Linked DNA regions of Homo sapiens: all the other regions are linked to region 3. Evidence: chromatin loops called from intact Hi-C (ENCODE). Cell type or tissue: mammary epithelial cell. All regions are shown on one strand. Region 1 holds the start of C15orf40 (chromosome 15 open reading frame 40). Region 2 has its middle 8.5 kb from the start of SH3GL3. Region 3 has its middle 66 kb from the start of SH3GL3. Region 4 overlaps SH3GL3 (SH3 domain containing GRB2 like 3, endophilin A3).

Region 1 (2,500 bases), 370 kb before region 3:
CTAAGAATAATCCAGACTACACACAAGTTTCCATAACTGTCCTTTCTAAAATACTGTATTTTTAAAGAGGAAAATATACAATGGTTTTCGTGTAACTTGGCATGATTTAAAGATATATTCACTTTAAGACACCTTTACATTAGAATCTAGAATTTTAAAATGGAGAAGCCTCTAACTGCAGATGTGAAAAATCAACTGTCATAGAATAAGCTTTCAGCTAACCAAAGCAAAGGAGGGCTGTAGGAGACACCTGATTCACACTTGAATCCCACCCCAGTGTCCAGGTATACCTGTTACAGCATTTTGTTTGGAGCCAGGTTTTGCATGGATGGCTATGGTGACGCATCCTTTAGGATCAACTGCCACAGGACCTAAGGGAGGAAGTGGTCTCTCTGGTTCCTTGCTCTGGCTTTTACCCTAAAATGACAACCACACAACTTTACAGGTTACAAAATATTTTCCCACACATTTAATTTGATTCTTCCACTACCCCCTTTCACCCTTAACAGACAAACTAGGCTCATCAGTGGTGTCCAGGGACTTCTGGCCACCTAGAAAGCTTTTCCCACAACCTTCAAGGCTCTACTCAATTTTCCCACGAAGGGTTCCCATCAACCCAACAGTGTTTTTTCCCCCCTTGCAAGAAAACCTAACTCTGGCTTCTAAACCTTAATGCTTGCTCCTCCCTCTGCTTTGTATTTCCAATTCCTTGGGGGCAGGGATCATTTATTATTCATCATTGTATCTCATGCAGTCGGAGCTAATAAATGTTGGTGAAAGTGTGTATGTCTGCATGTTGCGGGAAAGGGAGGAAAAAAAAATAGTGCTTGATATTTAAAGGCCTGTTATGGGACAGGGGCTGTGCTAGGAACTTTCGTTCAACAAATATGTAGGCAATGGATATGTAAAGATGAAAAGGTACATGGTCCTTGCTCTCAAGGAGCTCGGACTGCTGCGAGGGAGAAAGAACATACAAAATTATAATACACTGTGCTAAGTGCACCGATGAGATAGGCACAGAACATTACCCCACAGGCAAATCAGCATTGGGGCACTGGAGAATGCTGCCAGCAGGAGGCAGTGCTTGAGCTGAGTCTGAGAAACGGACTGGGGTTGGCCAAACAAAGATGGTGGAAATGGGAGTGCTGTATTCTTGACAGAAGGGGTGCGATCAGCCAAAGCAAGGGAGGAGAAAGCAGAATACAGCCTCCTGGGGAAACGCAGGTCATGCCGCTGCGGGAACATGAATTGCTGGACTGGGAGTGCGGGTAGGAGGCCAAAGGTCAGCACACGCAGCCCAAGGAGAGCTCGGCTGCCGCCGGGCCCAGCGCTCAGAAATCACCAGGTGGACGGCAGCGCAGCCTACTGAGGCGGGGCGACGGCAGCAGGCCGCAGCTCTGGGGGTGGCGGCGGCTGTCCTGAGCCCCGGAACTGAGAGACGGCAAGCCGCTGGCAGTGCCTCCACTCACTCCCGGGCCCCGCTTCTCCCGCGCTCTTCAACAAGTACCCCTGAGGCCCACCCCTCTGCCGCCACGGGACCTGCTACTGGCCTTGGTCGTCGCACCAGCCTTCTTAGGCATCTCGGCGCAAAGAAGCCGAGCGGAGCCCCGAGTATTGGGTGTTGCCCGAAGGTGCCTCAGCCCGCTGCGGAGCCGCAGCATCCCCGCCTGGGAAGGCGCCGGAAGAGCCCTCTGCGCTTGCGCAGGTAGCCGGCAGGAGCGGCCCCACCGCCCGGCGCATCCGCTCTGGCCAGAGGGCGACACCTTAAGGCCGGCGGGAGCGAGTCTCGTGGCCGCAGAACATGCGCGAGTCTCTTTTGTTCTGGAACGGGCCGAGCCCCAGGAAGTGGAGCTGCGGAGCTGAGGCCTCACCGTGTCTTGGCCCACCCTGCTCAGCTGATAGGAAGGTGTGTCACCTCTTTCCTAATCGGGGAAAGAAAGGTATTGTCACTTCTCAGAATTGGAGAGCGCGGCAAGGAGTGCACAGGGCCAGGTGTCTTCTCGCTCCCACAGCCAAGCAGCAGATGCAGAGTCCCACGCGCTGCCTGTGGCCATCAAGTCGATATAGAGCCTCGTGGCGGCTTGGCCCTTGTGAATCTTCCACGTATCGATGGCGCACCTACCTTGTGCCAGGCGCAGCGGATCCCACAATGTAAAAGAAGAGGAAATACACTGCGACATGTGATATGGAGAGACATGAAACAAATCAGCAGAGGCAAGATCATGGAGTCACTGAAGGCTTTCAAGCAAGGGATTATTAGCAGCCCAATTTGCTGGGTTTTAGAAAGACACCGGCTGCACTGTGGCCGACAGAGGAAAAGCCAGAGACAGGGAGATCCGCCCCCTAAATGGGAGAGGGTGGCCTGAACTAGAGTAACCGCAGGGAGGGTGGAGCGCTGATCATTTCAAGGATCTTCAGGAACTGAAATGATCAGAACTTGGGAATGACTGCATGTGCGAATAAGGGGGAAAAGTCAAGGAAATGCCCAGGTTTGGGGCCC
Region 2 (2,500 bases), 58 kb after region 3:
AGATGGGAACTTCCTATCTTTTGTGACAGCTGCTGTGGACACCTGGCCAGATGTCCCCACGAGAAGACCCTATTTCCTGTGCTCCCTCCGCTGCTGACCATCACGGCAGGATTCCCAGCTGTTAGTGCAACCTCTGGCTGCAGAGAAAACACACCGTTCCTTGGAGGTCAGTACTAGCAGGACCACTGCTCACTTCCCCCTGAATGCACAACATGACAATGACCTCTCACATTTTCTTGGCCCTTAACACCACCTACTTTTACCACCACTCCTCTTTAATCATCACCCCCAACTTCATGTTAAATCTGATACATTATTTTAGGTGCTTGTCTGCTCTATTCATGGTTATTTATTTATTCATTAACTGAATATTTATGTTTTTTGAGCCGCTCTAGGACTCCAGCTATTCTCTGGTATTGGGAGGTTGCAGTAAATAAAGCAGATTAATTCTCTTGCCCTTCTAAAGCTGCGTTGTCCAACACAGTAGCACTAGCCACGTGTGGCTATTTAATTTTAATTAATTAAAATTAAATTCAAAATGAAAGCATCCATTGTCAACTTTTCAGTGATTGATAGCCACAGTTGGGTAGTGGTTGCCAATATTGGACAGCACAGATAGAGAACATGTCCATCATCATAGAAAGTTCAACTGGGCAGTGCTGCTTAATAGTGCTTTCACTCACTCTGGTAGTGGGAGATAAATGACAATCTAAAACATATATATGTATGTGTATATATATACATATATACTAAAATATCAGGTAGATAAAGTGCCATGGAAGGGAATAAAGTGAGTAGAGGGAATAGATAGAAAATGATGGCATTGTGTGCTTTTTGTTGTTTTTGTTGATTTTTAGAGACAGAGTCTCTCTCCGTTGCCCAGGCTGGAGTGCAATCATAGCTCACTCCTGCCTTGAACTCCCGGGCTCAAGTGATCCTCCTGCCTTGGCCTCCCAAAGTGCTGGGATTACAGGTGTGAGCCACTTCGCCCAGCCGGGGACTGCTATTGTAACCATTGACTCTAGTGGTCACTTCCTTTTTCTCCGAATTCCTCCTCTGGTAGCATGATACCATTTTCTATGTGTTCTTCTACCTATATGGCTGATGCCATAGGGATGGGACAGCTCTTCTTGAGATTCTTCCAGTAAGAACTGAAAATTTCTGTGGCAACATTTTTGCATGCCACACCATTAAAATGAGCTGTTGTGTCAAGACTCAAGATGCTAGTGTGCTTTTTTAAAAGTTAGAAGTAAACGACATGAAACTAACCACTATAGACTCACAGTTCAGAAAGGCTTACCTCTGTCGCTTCTCAACACCACCACAAGGTGGCAGCAGGGGTTTATGAACGCCATCTGCGTCGCTCGGCTAATTCCTCATCCCCAACACAAACTTTTATGCATCTCTTTAGTAGAAGTGAAAAATAAATCCTCCAGGGTAAAATATGGAAATGTAAAATGGCACCTATGTAATTAACAAAGGCTAATTGGAATTACAGCATGGCCCAGAATTCTAACTGAATGTTTGTTGATAGGTTCCGGAAAAGCAGAGTCAAGCATTGTAGATAACTATGACATGCATTAATTCCCTTTTGCCTTTACTATTGAGATGCATAGCAGTTGTGCAGTGTGCTCTTTACCCCATCCTTTTTTTTTTTTTTTTTTTTTTGAGACAGAGTCTCGCTCTGTCACCCAGGCTGGAGTGCAGTGGTGCCATCTCGGCTCACTGCAACCTCTGCCCTGGGTTCAAGTGATTCTCGTGCCTCAGCCTCCCAAGAAGCTAGGTTTACAGGCAAGTGCCACCACACCCACACACCCAACTAATTGTGTGTGTGTGTGTTTTTTTTTGAGACGGAGTCTCGCTCTGTCGCCCAGGCTGGAGTGCAGTGGCGCGATCTCGGCTCACTGCAAGCTCCGCCTCCCAGGTTCACGCCATTCTCCTCAAGGCTGAGGGTTCACACCTCAGCCTCCCAAGTAGCTGGGACTACAGGCGTTCGCCAACACTCCTGGCTAATTTTTGTATTTTTAGTAGAGACGGGGTTTCACCTTGTTAGCCAGGATGGTCTCAATCTCCTGACCTCGTGAATCGCCTGCCTCGGCCTCCCAAAGTGCTGGGTTGCAGGCGTGAGCCACCGCGCCCGGCCTCATCCAAGTAATTATATTTTTTAGTAGAGACAGCGTTTCTCTATTTGGCCAGGGTGGTCTCGAACTCCTGGCCTCAAGTGGCCTGCCTCGGCCTCCCAAAGTGTTGGGACTACAGGCGGGAGCCGCTATGCCCGGCCCCATCCTCATTTTTAAACAAATAAAAATACTTCAGATTTTTCCTCTACATTTTAAAATGAAAAGTCTTTCTGGCCTTTTCTTAACTGTCAATTGATTTTCCCTCAGCTTCTTGTAAAACAATAAGCAAAGAAAATCTGTACGTTTGTTCCCAGTTGTGATCTTGTGAGTTCAAGGCAAATTGCCATGTTCAACATCTGGGATTCATCATGTCTGCTGTT
Region 3 (2,500 bases):
GAGATTAACCCCTGTCGGGCGCGCCCTAGCACTGTCAGCATGAGGTCATCCTGCCAATAGGAATTTCCTGTCCCTTCAACACTGACTGGAGACGGGCCCCACCCTATGCCCAGTCCTCGGGCTCCTGGACTCACCAAATACCTGGGACGCTCATTGCCAGGCAGCGCCAGGCCCTGCCCTCCAGGCCTCATCGCTGCCGCAGACGTGGGACAGGTTTCCTCATCAATGGCCGAAAGGGAGCCCAGGTCGGGGGGCATGTTCTCTGGCGGGCATTCTCTGCCCCAGAGGAGCCTGCTTTCCTGAGCACCGGCCCCACTGTGCCTCATCTTGGTTCCACCCTTCCAGCGCTTGGCAGTTAGTGTAGGAACCGAGATCTCTAGGGAAACTGAGGCCTTTTGGCAACAAGATGCCCTGGGGGCTACCCTAAGAAAGGCACAGCTTCCTTGGAGTGAGGAGTGTCACCTAGCAAAACTTGGACAACATTAGAAGATGCAATTAGCAGGTGAATCTTAGGCTAAGAATGTGGGTATTCACCACAAACTCTGTCTCTCCCTAGTCAGATGGTGAATGTGACACAAACCCCTCCCTGCTGGGTTGTGAGCTGGGTGGAAGTTCCTGGGGGCGTGCTCATCCCCATGTCCAACGTCCTTTGCACACAGTAGGAGTGCAATAAACCTTTGTCCACTGTTAAACTGGGGAGAGACTAGTCATATGATTTTTCCTAGTGCTTGTGACCTGTATTTTCTGGCTACAGGACAGAGGGGTCTTAAGCCAGTATGGGAGGTAGGGGTTGGGGCAAGAGGGAGGATAAGAAGGTCTCAAAAACAGGAGGCTCTGATGGGGCTGGACTTCAGCACCCTTGTGTGAGGTTGATCAAGAGAAGGGCTGAAGACAAGAGTGGGAGGAATGTTTGGGGAGGTGGTAGGATTCTGGGGGATAATGGGGTCCAAGTGTCAAAGTGTGACCAGAGTGGGACAGGGGGACATCTCCTCACTTCTGGCAGGGGCTCAGCAGGTGAGGACACCAGGTGCCTTGGCTTGCTATTTGGAGCTCAGAGAGAGAGTGTCCCCAGGCATGCATCCTGTCTGGGCAGGTCCCTTTGGTCACAGTGTCACAGTCACAGTGGGGAGGCGCCCTCAAGTGGCTTCACAGCAGCAGACCTGGATGGGGATGGAGCGCAAGAAGGCAAGTCTCTGTGATACCCCAACTCTCCTCCCAGAAGTAACTCGATGAGGAGGTTTTGAGGGAACCAGGAAGAATAGCTCAGCAAACGGTTTCAGAGACATTGAAACAGGAATGATGACTCATAATGTGTCTCCATTTATAACCACAGGTTGAAGAGATCTTACAGAACTGGAATATTTAAGAATATGACATTATATTTCTCAAATGTTTGATATCTCCAAACAATAGTAATTTTTAAAATAGCGGCCAGGCACAATGGCTCACGCCTGTAATCCCAGCACTTTGGGAGGCCGAGGCAGGCAGATCACCTGAGGTCAGGAGTTCAAGACCAGCCTGACCAATATGGTGAAACCCTGTCTCTACTAAAAACACAAAAATTAGCTAAGTGTGGTGGTGGCACCTGTAATCCCAGCTACTCAGGAGGCTGAGGCAGGAGAATCGCTTGAACCCGGGAAGGAGGAGGTTGCAGTGAGCCAAGATGGCGCCACTGCACTCTAGCCTGGGCGACAGAGCGAGACTCCATCTCAAAAAACAAACAACAAACAAACAAACAAAAACCATTTACTATGTATCTTTTGATTACAAATCAGTATTTGTTTATTTAAAAAATGGACAATGTAAAGAAAATGCAAAAAGAAAGTAAAAACAACTGGCTCCCCAGAGGTAACCACTCTTTTACATTAAATGTTACACATATTGTTTTGTAATTTACTTTATCCATGTAAGAATATATCATGAATCTTTTCACATGGCAGTAAATTTTCTTTTACATTATTTTTTAATGGTAGTTTAGTATTCCTTCCTGTAAGTCTGCCAAAAATCATTTAACCAATCCTGCTATTGGACATTAAGCTTGCTTACAACTGTTAACCATAAACAAATGTACGCACGCATACATGATGAATTTCTTAGGATAAGTTCCTAGGAAGATAATTGCTGGTCACAGGTCAAATGGTATGCTCATTTTTAAGGTTTTTAAAATATGTTGGCAAATTGCCCTCCAGGAAGATTGTTTTAATCTCTACCCTCACCTACAAAGCATGAGAATGCCTATTTCTCCACACCCTCACCCAAATTTGGTATTCTCCATCTTTTTAACTTTCTGTCAATTTGAAAGTAGAAAATGATAATCTTTAATTGTTTAAATTCCCATTTATTTGATTATTAGTAAGGGTAAGTAAAACACCTTTTCACTATTTTCATTTCTTAGTCTGTAAATTAACTGTTGCTATCATTATTTATTATGCTGACCAGACATTGGGCATTTACTACTAGGTGTGTTCAGTTTTTTTCTTATTAATTTTTAGGAGCTCTT
Region 4 (2,500 bases), 180 kb after region 3:
GTGTGTGTGTGTCCATGCTTGTAGTACTGGCCTTTAGCAAGCAGAGACCAGGGTTGCTGTTAAACATCTTGCAGTGCACAGGACAGCCCCCACAACAGATAATTATCTGCTACAAATATCAATAAAGCCGAGGCTGAGAAAACCTGTCCTATCCATTCCTGCCCCTGGCTCTTTTTTCCATGCCTCATCCCAGAAGGCCTTTCCTTCAGTGCCGCCCGATGAAATGTTCTCTATCCTTAAAATGCCAGCTCAAATGCCACATCTTCTAGGAAACACATCCCGCATGAACCTACTCCCAGTGCCGTGGGCTCTCAAAGTCCATTCTGTGCATCACTGAAGTGACTACCACTTAGTTCATTTACAGTAATTTGTCTCTAGTACTATTATTTTTTAATGGTTCTTATTGTTCTTTTCTTGTTTTTTAATTGAATGTTTGTGTGTTGACTCTTTGGGTGAACTGTGTGTTCCTTGATGACAAGTATCTCTCTTGTCTATGTCCTACAGCACTTACCATGTGTTTTACACATAGTAGGTGCATAATAAATATCTGTTGACTGCATGAGAAATGTATGTCTTCCTGTGCCTTTAGATATGGTTACCCCTTCCAACAATTTTCTTAAAGGAGTTAGTTCAAAAAATCCAACAAGTTGAATCCAAGTTTTTTTGTTTCTGTTTTTAATAATTTAGGTAAAAAACTGTGACAAGAAATCATTGTACAATGCAATTATTTATGTTTATTTCTGCAGCTATTTAGTGAAAAAATAAGTGGTGCTGAAGGAACTAAACTAGACGATGAATTTCTTGACATGGAAAGGGTAAGAGCATTTTAATATGTAAATTGATTAGAAACTGACTTTCATTGTGATATGAGATATACTGCTATTGTAAAGGATATTCGAGTGGAAATCTAGGATGTTTAAATATAGGTGTGGATTATGCAATCTACAAGGCAGTACTTTCCCACGTCCCAGCCCAAATCAGATCCTCCCCCTGTAGCCACATGCAGTTTGGGCAGGTCGAGTAATGAGATCGATGTGGCTAACTGGTACCCTCTAGTGGCCAGAAGTCAGAATGTGCAAAAGATGGGCAATCTTGGCAGTTACTGCAAGGCCAAAGTAATTGGTAGTATATGTTTTGGAGAATCAAAATGTATTTCTGGGACAAGATTTTTTGAAATGCAGAATGATTTATTTACCGTGTGGAAGACTTGGGCTCTGCTCCCATGTGTTGCAGGAGCTGCATAGCAAGTAACTTTTATCCTGGTTCTGCCTGTAGAACCAGAGTGTGAACTTGGATAAGTGAATTCATCTTTTTGAACTGATACAGAGATGACAAGTGTGCCCTGCTTGTCTCACATGGATTTTGTGAGAATTATGCAAACATTAACGTATTTGAAATAACTTACAAAAAATATGACGGGCTTGAGACAGAAATGATTGTAACATGCTCCAAAGAAAAATGGTATCATCTCTGTCCCTTAACATGTTTCCCAGTCAGCTGTGTGGAGTTGCTCAGGTGGAGGCAGAACTAGAACCACCAGTATTAACAACATACTGTTTCTTTGCTCATTGTCTGGGCCCTTTAAACATAGCCTTGTTTTAATAATTAGACCCCCCACCCCAGAGGAGAGAGGGAGGAAATGAAGCAAGGCATCCACCCTCAGGTGTAACATCAAGGCTGCAGATACAGTAGGTAGCAGAGATGTCAGCAGGTGCTGGGGAAGGAAGTCCAGCCCCAGGCTGCGCACTGCCTGGGAGAGTATCTCCCCAGGATACCTTGGCTCTGGCCAGCTCATCTTCCAGGGAGTTCTCTGTTTTCTGGATGAGAACTATTAAATGTCTAGAAATGTTAATGCCTTGAGGGAGAAAAGCTTATTTTGTTTTTGCTTTTGAAAGAAAACTTAATTTCTGAACCTTAAAACCATGGAAACATGTTCACACCATTGACATACCTTAAATTACTTAAAAAAAACTCTTAATATACAAATAGGTGATGTATAGCTTTGTTACTAACAAAATGATTCAGTTGAAATGTTAAATTTAAAAGCATTTTTCCAGAGTTTTAGTTTTGGTTGATGGATTGAGATCCTTCTTGCTTACCTCCTTTTACCTCCAAAAACCCCAGTGAGTTACAGAAGAAATATAAAGTCTATTATCTGTTTTATTACAGCAGTGAAAAGCATGGAAACATATAATACATGACCAGAAGTTTTAAAACTTTCCAGAAGAGATGCATTAGATGGTATTAGACCCACCTAATAAATGATACAGAAATGAGAAAGTAATGGGAAAAAATATTCTATAATTAATGCTAACCATATAAAAATAGAGGAACAATAGTAAAATCAAAATAAAATTTGATGCAAGAGAAGCACTAAATTAAAAAAGCTTTTTAATTATAAAAAGATACAGTCAATGTAGTCTATCAGGAAATTATAATAGTTATGAACCATTCTGCACTACATAACATAGCATCTGAATTTTTAAGGTAGAAACTGTCA

The links. Peaks named below come from ENCODE experiments on the same cell type or tissue, not always from the same donor. Only the 100,000 strongest peaks of a DNase experiment are listed, where the experiment ranks them.
Region 1: a loop joins it to region 3, with 25 times the contacts of the local background. A loop is called at or near these places in 6 of 110 quality-filtered maps.
Region 2: a loop joins it to region 3, with 6 times the contacts of the local background. A loop is called at or near these places in 6 of 110 quality-filtered maps.
Region 4: a loop joins it to region 3, with 8 times the contacts of the local background. A loop is called at or near these places in 5 of 110 quality-filtered maps.

The regions. Positions count from the first base shown.
Region 1 is chr15:83,009,947-83,012,446 of GRCh38, forward strand. C15orf40 (chromosome 15 open reading frame 40) reads right to left here and starts at 1,693. Exons shown (of 4, transcript NM_144597.3): 1 at 1,551-1,693; 2 at 291-417. The coding sequence starts at 1,661. LOC124903542 (a long non-coding RNA gene) reads left to right here and starts at 1,795. Exons shown (of 2, transcript XR_007064742.1): 1 at 1,795-2,500. RefSeq lists an enhancer at 1,871-1,930. In mammary epithelial cell, CTCF peaks have their summits at 1,073 (motif pointing right) and 1,765; DNase peaks (open chromatin) are centred at 1,105 and 1,765; H3K4me3 peaks cover 1,929 bases; H3K27ac peaks cover 1,624 bases.
Region 2 is chr15:83,437,546-83,440,045 of GRCh38, forward strand. No RefSeq gene overlaps it. Among named protein-coding and RNA genes, the nearest start is that of SH3GL3, 8.5 kb to the right of the region's middle. In mammary epithelial cell, a CTCF peak has its summit at 1,330 (motif pointing right); no DNase peak of the experiment used is centred here.
Region 3 is chr15:83,379,679-83,382,178 of GRCh38, forward strand. No RefSeq gene overlaps it. Among named protein-coding and RNA genes, the nearest start is that of SH3GL3, 66 kb to the right of the region's middle. RefSeq lists an enhancer at 1-695. In mammary epithelial cell, a CTCF peak has its summit at 1,147 (motif pointing left); DNase peaks (open chromatin) are centred at 43, 543 and 1,213; H3K4me3 peaks cover 132 bases; H3K27ac peaks cover 1,403 bases.
Region 4 is chr15:83,558,507-83,561,006 of GRCh38, forward strand. It overlaps SH3GL3 (SH3 domain containing GRB2 like 3, endophilin A3), which reads left to right. Exons shown (of 9, transcript NM_003027.5): 2 at 747-815. Among named protein-coding and RNA genes, the nearest start is that of ADAMTSL3, 94 kb to the right of the region's middle. In mammary epithelial cell, a CTCF peak has its summit at 1,051 (motif pointing left); a DNase peak (open chromatin) is centred at 1,025.